2 separate regions of the Homo sapiens genome follow, and region 2 is linked to region 1. The links are chromatin contacts, found by Hi-C or POLR2A ChIA-PET in ENCODE. All regions are on one chromosome and are shown on one strand. The core of a region is the stretch at or near the end of the contact, and the rest is flanking DNA. Distances in the headings are between cores, read along the strand shown.

Region 1 (4,825 bases), core at 1,072-3,571:
CCATCCTAATGACCCAGGTGCCTTTATCTGATGGTTCTCATGTATGTTTTTGCTAACCAGGAGCTGAGAGAAGATAATATCATTTTAATTGAAACCAAGGCCATGCTGGAGGAACAGCTGACTGCTGCTCGGGCCCGGGGCGATAAAGTCCATGAGCTGGAAAAGGAGAACCTGCAGCTGAAATCCAAGCTTCACGACCTGGAATTGGTACTGCAGGCTGTGTTGTTACTACATTGAAAACAGATTGGGCTCGGGCACAGTGGCTCATGCCTGTAATCCCAGCACTTTGGGAGGCTAAGGTGGGAGGATCCCTTGAGCGCAGGAGTTCTAACCCTGGCAACCTAGCGAGGCCCCATCTCTACGAAAACTAAATAATTGGGCATGGTGGTGTGAGCCTGTAGTTCCATCTACTTGGGAGAGACTGAGGCAGGAGGGTTGCTTGAGCCTGGGAGGTTGAGGCTGCAGTGAGCCGTGATCACACCATTGCATTCCAGCCTGGGTGATAGAGCAAGACCTTGTCTCAGAAAAAAAGAAAGAAAGAAAAGAAAACCGATTGGGGCAGGTTCAGGTTTATGGCGTGCCCTTCTCTGATAGTTTAGCTACTGGGTTTGTTGCTGCTACTGCCGTTGCTGCTGCCACTGCTACCACGAATGACTTGTTGACTGCGGGGAGTAGCTTGCTAAAATCAGCAGGCTTGAGCGGGTGCCACTTAACACCCACAAACAGAGCACTTGACTTCTGTATTGCTTTTCTGTAGGAATGAGTGTGTGTGTGTGTCTTGGAAGAAGGGTCTTTGCCAGTGTTGATGGTGTGGGGTGAGCTGTGATTTGTTAGCCTGTTAACAGCTTTAGAGGCCTGTTAGGGCTTCGCTAGAGCCACAGAGCTGCCCATCACTGCACACTTGCTTTAAAGCCCTGTGCAGTATGTCACTTTGTTCAGACAGCATTCAGTTAGGGACCCCGGCCGGGTCTGTCTTCATAACCTAGGTAGCCAGGTCAGGGTACCTTTGAGTGGCTTTCCCTCTCATAGCAGGGCCCTGTGTTGGGATGTTTCTGTGCAGCTCTGTTTATTTGGAAGTGAGCCAGTACATCTTCATCCACAGCACATGACGGTAGCTATACAGGGGCTGAGGCTTGTCCAGGGGGATCTCCAGCTGTGCAGCCTCACTTCTTGCCTCTTCTTGCTTGCCCCAGGACCGGGACACAGATAAGAAACGAATTGAGGAGCTGCTGGAAGAAAACATGGTCCTTGAGATTGCACAGAAGCAGAGCATGAACGAATCTGCCCACCTTGGCTGGGAGCTGGAGCAGCTGTCCAAGAACGCAGACTTGTCAGACGGTAGGTAGCGCCTGGTGCCGGGGAGCCAGCCTGGCCGTGGCCGCCGCTGCCTCCAGGGAGCTGAGTCCTGGGCTCTGAATCTGCCATGTTAGCCCATCCATTCATCCCAGGCAAACATGATTTCCTTCAAGCTCCACTTGGAACTGTTTCATTACAGTTCTCCCCAGGGAAGACACGAGGGGTCTGGCAGCCTTGATGTCAGGACGCAAAACACAAATTAAGTGTTGCCAGTTTTCCGAATTCCCATATGGACATTCCCGGGAGCTTCCAGATTATAGTGCACTGACACCCAGAGGCTCTCTGAGGCCATCTGTGGATGGCTGAAAGCCCTGGATGGCAGGAGCCATCACCAGTGGCCACGAATCCCTGCTATAAATGTACCCAGGGCGTCATTTCCTCCATTCATTTGCATAATTGGGCAAGATGGAGGCAGCCTGTTTTCTCTCTCCTGGGTGGGGAGGGTGCTGAGTGGCTGCTGCCCCGGAGACCCAGGTTCTTAGCGCCTCTGCCAGGCCTCTCCCTTTCCCTCTTCCCTCCTGGGCTTGCTCTGCTGCCCACTGCCCCGCGCCCCGAGAGGAGGTGTCGGTCATGGGAAGCGTGGGCGGGGCCGCACTCAGCCCCCTGCGCAGGAAGCCTCAGCCCCGGCAAACAATGAGCCAGTTCCTGTGTTTGAAAATAGCACACGCTCACCGTTCCCGTGCACGTGATCGTGCAAGTTCATAGTTACTTAGACTTTCCAGGGTGTGATGGGGCTTTTGGCTTGTTTAGTGGGTGGCTTTAAAAAATTCTGATAGACATCTAAGCATTCTGGAAAGGTTATTGGAAACAGGTGAATATTTCTTGCATTTGGGGGTTCCTATCAGTTCCGAACCTAAAACCAGTTTCACTGTGAATCTGTGTGAGAAGTTAGCTGTCTGTGCTTTGATATCTGTGCGTAGTTCTGGGGCCTGAGGGCTGCACAAGGGGGTTCCCCCAAATCCCTTGCCTCTGGAAGTCCAAGTTGGGGGCGCCCCCTGGTGGAGCAGAGAGGTGGTACAAGCAGCTAGGATGGTCTCTCATCAACTAAATATTTGTTAGAGACCATGGTGGCTGGTGAGAAGGCCTCACCGATTTAGACCATTTTCTATAATGTGTGAGCTCTTTAAAGTTAATACCGTGATTTATTCTTAGTGTTGTCAACTCCTAGTGCCTAGCTAGGAGCTGGCATCATTCTAGTGTTTGCTAGAATGATGGCATCGTGCAAGCAAAGCCTGAGTGTATGGGGCAGTGGCTTCGAGAGCCAGAAAGACCTGGCATAAAGCCTTGGCTTCTCTGCTGGTTAGCTGGGTGACCTAGGGCAAGTACTTAACCTCTTAAAACTTTAGTTTCCTTACCTGCAAAATAGGGGTAATGAACCTGCCTCACAAGATGACTGTGAGGATGAGTGAGAGAAAACAGTGAAGCAGGAACCCCGGCTCTGGCCCTTGGTGTGTTCTGTAGAGGGCAGCTCTTCTTGTCTGTCTTACTAAGACATACCCAGTTACTCTGGTTGCTGGGGGGTGCTGACGAGATTTGCACTAGTAAAGAAACACTGGGCCGGGCAAAGTGGCTCATGCCTGTATTCCCAGCACTTTGGGAGATTAAGGCGGGCAGATCACTTGAGGTCAGGAGTTCAAGACCAGCCTGGCCAACATGGAGAAACCCCGCCTCTACTAAAAGTACAAAAATTAGTCAGGCGTGGTGGTGCACACCTGTAATCCCAGCTACTCAGGAGGCTGAGGCCGGAGAATCGCTTGAACCTGAGAGGTGGAGGTTGCAGCGAGCCAAGATCACACCACTGCACTCCAGCCTGGGTGAGAGAGTGAGATTCTGTCTCAAAAAAAAAAAAAAAAAAAGAGAAACACTGGCGTTTTAGTAGTAAACCATTGTGTCGTTTTAATAGTCTTCAAGGCACTGACTTTAATGGAAGAGGAAATGAAACATCGATTCCATTGTTTAACTCACAGAACCTTAAAAATTAATCTCTGTGGTCAGTTTGGGAAGGTGAAAAGGGATGGTGGTGATGGTTGCAGAAAAGTGTGCTTGTACCTAATGCCACAGATCCAAACACTTTAAAATGGCTAAAATGGTACTTTTTAAATATATTTTTCTGTAATTTTAAAAATGGGTTCACCCCCATGAATTCTGCAGAGACACTGTCCAGATGACCACAGGTTTTGAAATAATGGAGTCTTATTTGAGGCTTGGTGTTGAAGTTAGGTTAGTTTCATTTACAGCTTATTTGGGATGGAGCCCTCCAAGCGTCCTTGTATGTGGAGTGTGTGTGTGTTTATGTGTGTGTCAGTGCTGGGCTGGGGCCAGGTACACACCATCCCCTCCACTTCTCGCCTGCTGTTGGTTTGGGTCTTTAGGGCGTTCTGGCCTGTTGGGTGGTCCATGTCGTTATCCTTGGTAGAGGATGAAGACTCAGAGGGAAACGAGATGCTGTTCAGTCTTTATGATCACCCGGGGAATCTGAACCACACACATTTCCAGATTTATGTGTTTGCTGTGAAAGCCATCACCCCCCTGTACCCACAGCCCCTGGGGTGAAGAGGTAGGGGGAGGAATCGCTGTATTAGCAACAGTGTGGAAAGGCCCCAAGAGATGAGGACGTGGCACTGGGTTGGGTAAATGAAGGGGGGAAGAACCGGGCTCCTTTCTTAAGAGGGCTTTTGCATACCTTTTTTTTTCCCCTCCCCAAAACAACCCCATGACTTACCTAAAATCATGCACCTGCTTGTGGCAGGAGGGGGCCAGGAACTCCCATTCCTGACTCAAGACTCTTCCCTTCTCCATTTGCACCTGAGCTGTTTAAAAGCAGAGTAGATAGTCTGCCTTTTACTATTTTTAGCTTATTTTTCATCTCATTTAGAATTTTAAAAGTAATTTGCATACACTATCACAGTTTTCTTCAACATAATTGTGAAGTCACAGAAAGAAATCTCTGCATAGCATCTCATCCAGGCTGACAAGTGCCCGACACATGTTCCAGTGTAGCTTTCTACCACCCATGGCCAACGGGAGTGGTCAGTTACGTGCCCCTGCCTGCTGAGCAGCCGAGATGTCCATTATGCTCTGGGGGGTATGGAAAATGTCACCTGTGTGTCATCTCTGTTAGCCTCTAAAATCCTTGATTGGACAGTTAGGATAGCAGCCTGATAGCCAGATGGTTCCCAGAAGTGACACAGCCCTTGCATTGGCTCCTGGACTGTAACCTGCCGCCTTCTTGAGCCCTGGATTGCTGCCCTGACAGACCCCAGCAAAGCCTGCAGAGGAGCCCTCGGGCACTGGGAGTGGAGGGGCAGGAGGAAGGGTCCCCAGCTGACCTGTGGGAGCTCCTCCCCAGCCCCTTAGACCCTGGACTCCGGGACTGATGACCATCTCGGAGCTTGGGGCAGAGAGTGGAAGTGGAGGCCCACAGACCACTGGGCTCTGACTGGACTTTGTCTTCAGCCTCCAGGAAGTC
Region 2 (4,825 bases), core at 1,680-4,179, 590 kb before region 1:
ACTCTGTCGCCCAGGCTGGAGTGCAGTGGCATGATCTCGGCTCACTGCAAGCTCCGCCTCCTGGGTTCATGCCATTCTCCTGCCTCAGCCTCCTGAGTAGCTGGGACTACAGGCGCCTGCCACCACGCTCGGCTAAATTTTTTTGTATTTTTGTAGAGACAGGGTTTCACTGTGTTAGCCAGGATGGTCTCGATCTCCTGACCTCGTGATCTGCCTGCCTCGGCCTCCCAAAGTGCTGGGATTACAGGCATGAGCTACTGCGCCCAGCTAATATTTGTATTTTATGTAGAGGCAGGGCCTCGCCATGTTTCTCAGGCTGGTCTCGAACTCTTGAGCTCAAGTGATCTGCCTGCCTTGGCCTCCCAAAGTGCTAGGATTACAGATATGAGCAACTGTGCATGGCCCCTTTTCTAATTTCTTAAGCTGGTTGCTTAGCTCATTAACTGTAAGCCTTTCTTCTTTCATTAAGTCAGCACTTAAGACTACATATTTTTTGGTGTGACCTATAAGTTTGGATGTATGGTATTTATTGCTATTAAGTTGTAAGAATTTTTAATTTTCCCTGTAATCACTTCTTGTTATCCATGATTTATTTAGTGGTGAGTTTCTGAATGTTACACATTTATGGGGATTTAAATTATCTTTTTGTTATTGATTTATAACTTAATTGCGTTGTCATCAGGACATAGGGTCTTCATGATTTATTCACTTTGGTATCCACAATGCCTAGCACAATGCCAAGAATGTAGATGTCATTTAGTAAGTATTTGCTGATATAATTGAATGATAGTTGAGTGAACATCTATTGACCAGGCGTTAGAAGAATTATCTCTGCTCAAATTGTCCAATCCTTCCAGCTACTTGATATTCCAAAATAACTCCACAAATGGGCACTGGAAATATAATGGCCCCTCAAAATTGTCTTCTATGCTGCTCACTCCTTTCCTCCTTTGGCCTGGAAAACAGGCACTGAGTGGGTGAGTGAGAGGATAGTAAAACTGGCAGTGTGAGACCATCACACCCAGTCTCATACATAATAGATTTAGGTAACGGTTCTCCCTCTTATTTCTTATATGACCCAGAGAAATGCATTTCTTCTTTAATAGTAATAGGCTCTATTAATACATTTTAGGTGGCATTTCCTCTAGTGGAATCTCTTATCTCATTGAATCCTCCAAAATATTCAGGCATGATATTCCCATTTTAAAAATGGGGAAATGGACATAAAGCTAGTTAGTGGAGGGGCTGGTTGGGTTCGTGATGTGTATTTTTTGTTCTGTACACGAACCATCTCCACCTCATTTTTATCACTTATAATGACAGGGTAGTAACACCTTAGACTTCCCTAAGGGAATAGAGGTAGATAAAAACTTGTGATTGAATTATACTTGTAAAAGGGCGTTTGAAGACAAATAATGAAAAATACGAATCCATTCTGCACTACTCAATATGGAGTACATATTGAGTTAATACACATTGGTTAATACATATTGGTTAAATGAATGAATGGATGAATGGATGGATGAGTGAACAGCTCTTATTTTGATGAGTACATTTTCTGCTTTTTGGATCAACAACCTCTTTAGCATATTAAAGAAGAAAAGTGTCTCAGTCTTTTCCTGAGCCCCTAAGAACTGCTTTTTTTTTTTTTTTTTGAGTCAGAGTCTCACTCTGTCACCCAGGCTGGAGTGCAATGGTACAAACATGGCTCATGGCAGCCTCGATTTCCCGGGCTCAAGCGATCCTCCAACCTTAGCCTCCCGAGTAGCTGGGACCACGGGTGCACACCACTATGCCCAGCTAATTTTTTTCTTTTCTTTGAGATATCGTCTAGCTCTGTCACCCAGGCTGGAGTGCAGTGGCACAATCTCGACTCACTGCAACCTCCGCCTCCTGGGTTCAATTGATTCTCCTGCCTCAGCCTCCCAAGTAGCTGAGATTACAGGTGTGTGCCACCACGCCTGGCTAATTTTTGTATTTTTAGTAGATACAGGGTTTCACCACGTTGGCCAGGCTGGTCTTGAACTCCTGACCTCAAGTGATCTGCCCACCTCGGTCTCCCATAAATGCTAGGATTACAGGTGTGGGCCACCACGTCCTGCCCAGCTAATTTTTCTATTTTTTATTTTTTGTAGAGACAGGGTCTCGCTATGTTGCTCAGGCTGGTCTCTAACTCCTGGCCTCACGTGATCCTCACACCTTAACCTTCCAAAGTGTTGGGATTACAGGCATGAGTCACCATACCCAGCCCCGAAGGGCCTTTTGAAGATGCCTACTTAAAAAGTCTTGAAAGAGGTCCAAAGGGAAATGTTAGAACTTCCTTATTTTAGAGCAAATCTCAGGAAATATGGCAGTGTTTATACATTATAACATTTAGATAGTACAACAACATTTATAACAATGTTTGTGCATTAAACTAATATGTATACAATGTAACAATGATGCACAGTGTAATATTCATATGACATGAGACAAACTGGAAAATAAATAATTGTGCTCCTAAATGCTTTTTAAAGTAACATCAGATGAGGAGGTCTTCCGCTTTCAGGTTACCCTCTTAGCAAGTTTTCTTCCTACTTGCTAATAGGTCTACAAGGTCATGCCCTCATTTTGTGTGCCGAGGCACAGCGTGGGCATCTCCCAGCCGTTTTTTTTTTTTTTCCGTCTTTTCCTTTTGCATCCTCCAGAGGGCCTCCTTAGCCCTGCAGAGGTAAGAGGTTTAGGCAGTGAGTAGTGAGGGCAGGGAGCTCAACTGGGCCCCAGAGCATTTGGATTCACCAACCTTTCCAGATAGAAGAGACCTCAGAGGCCTTATTTTCTCAAACGAGCTGAGAAAGACTTGCTGGAAGGCCACTGCGGAGCTAGTGGAAGGTTCCGGACTAGAACCTGACTTTCAGTTCCTTCTTTATTTTTTCTTTTAGGAGGTGGGCTCCCCGCCCTCACACTCCCTTCTCTTCCTCTTCTTCCTCCTCCTACTTCTTGAGATGAAGCTATTGCCAGTCTTGACTGAGGGCCAATTCTGTGCCTGGTACTGTGTAAAGAGCTTTAGTTATGTGTGATTCTCACAAAACCCCATGAATTAACTACCATCATTATCAACTCCTTTCACAAACGAGGAAACGAAGGTTTTTAGGGGCAAGTAAACAACCAACCAAAAAACTTGTTTAAAATTACAAAGCTGGCCAGGCGTGGTGGCTCACGCCTGTAATCCCAGCACTTTGGGAGGCTGAGGTGGGCGGATCACTGGAGGTCTGGAGTTTGTGACCAGCCTGGCCAACCTGGTGAAAAGCCCGTCTCTACTAAAAATACAAAAATTAGCTGGGCATGGTGGCATGCACCTGTATTCTCAGCCACTTGGGAAGCTGAGGCGGGAGAATCACTTGAACCCAGGAGGTGGAGGTTGCAGTGAGCTGAGATCGTGCCGCTGCACTCCAGCCTGGGTGACAGAGTGAGACTCTGTATTAAAAAAAAAAAAATTACAAAGCTAAAAAAATGAGGGCAGCAGAATTTGAACCAGATCCGACCCCAAAGCTGGTGTTCCCACTTGCCTGTGTTGTCCTTTGAATCGAGTTACTAGAGGCTCAAGATGCCCACGTCATAGTCCAGACCTCTTTGTTCCTGCTTCTTTCCTTCCCTGCCTCCCCTTCTCTACCTTCATCTTTCTCCCCGCCATCCCTTTCTCCCCAGCACTCTACCCTGATTCCGTGATGCTTGAATTTTAATTCCTCTGTGGAGATGGGGTTACAGAAGAGATGTGGGCTGTTGGGGTGGAGTTAAGTTTCTCAGGAGCACAGGATGGCTGCTGGACTTTTCTTTATGGGGTTTTGTTTTTGATCACAGATCGATTATTTCTTTCAGTGGGAACAGTTTATAGAACTTAGAATGCAATCAATGAAGAAATATGTTTTGATTTACAGATATTCACTTTTTTATTGTAGTAAAAATGCGTAACAAGAAATGTATTATCTTGACCGTTTTCAAGTGCACAGCGCGGTAGTGTGAAGTGTATTTACATTGTTGTGCCGCAGAACTTTTTCATCTTGCCAAACAAAAACTCCGTATCTATTAAGCAACTTTCTCTCTTTCCCCTTCTCTCTAGCCCGTGATAACCACCATTCTACTTTCTGTTTCTATGAATTTGACCTCTTTAAATATATCATATAAGTGGACTCATACAGTATTTGTCTTTTTGTGAGTGGCGTGTTTCACTTAGCATACTGTCCCCAAGCTTCATTCATGTTGTAGCACGTGCTAGAGTTTCCTTCCTTTTTAAGGCTGAACAATATTCCCTCATGTGAATGTACCACATTTTGGGTATTCATTCAACGGCTAATAGACATTTGGGTTGCTTCCACCTCCTGGCTATTGTGAATAATGCTGCTATGAACATAGGTGTATAGGTATCACTTCAAGATCCTGCTTACAATTATTTTGTACGTATATCCAGAAGTAATATTGCTGGATCATGTGGTAATTTTGTATTTAATTTTTGGAGAACCACCATACAGTTTTCCATAGTGGCTACCCAATTTTACATTCCCACAAGTGTTCAGTTTCTCCACGTCCTCACCAACACGTTTTTTTCTATTTTTTGTTGTTGTTTTTTGTTTTTAATTGTTGTTTTAAATCATATCAGCTGTCTTAGTCCCTTTGGTGTTGCTATAACTGAACACCACAGACCAGGTAATTTATAAAGAATAGAGGCCTATTTAGCTCATGGTTCTGGAGGCTGAGAGGTCCTAATGCATGGTGCCAGCATCTGGTGGGCCTTCTGGCTGTGTCATAACACGGTGGAAGGCATCATGTGGCCAGAAAGCAAGAGTGT

Evidence for each region. Hi-C counts contacts between places; a loop is a spot of excess contacts on that map. ChIA-PET counts read pairs that join two places held with the same protein, here RNA polymerase II (POLR2A). Pooled maps may share reads with other maps.
Region 2: a map of HCT116 shows a loop between it and region 1 (9-fold over the local background). The contact joins two enhancer-like sites. A Hi-C loop is called at or near these places in 5 of 168 maps with a recorded cell type or tissue (A673, HCT116, Right ventricle myocardium inferior and 1 more) and 17 of 50 pooled maps. POLR2A ChIA-PET finds 5 or more read pairs at or near these places in 1 of 52 experiments (activated naive CD4-positive, alpha-beta T cell).

Annotation. Positions count from the first base shown.
Region 1 is chr14:91,321,292-91,326,116 of GRCh38, reverse strand. CCDC88C (coiled-coil domain containing 88C) reads left to right here. Exons shown (of 30, transcript NM_001080414.4): 11 at 61-207; 12 at 1,194-1,338; 13 at 4,813-4,825. Among named protein-coding and RNA genes, the nearest start is that of GPR68, 79 kb to the right of the region's middle. Within about 2 kb of position 2,321, at least 33 of the 41 ENCODE cell types and tissues checked have a DNase peak (open chromatin) inside an H3K27ac peak, as active enhancers do.
Region 2 is chr14:91,909,640-91,914,464 of GRCh38, reverse strand. All of the region lies in intron 4 of FBLN5 (fibulin 5), which reads left to right. Among named protein-coding and RNA genes, the nearest start is that of FBLN5, 36 kb to the left of the region's middle. Within about 2 kb of position 2,929, at least 3 of the 41 ENCODE cell types and tissues checked have a DNase peak (open chromatin) inside an H3K27ac peak, as active enhancers do.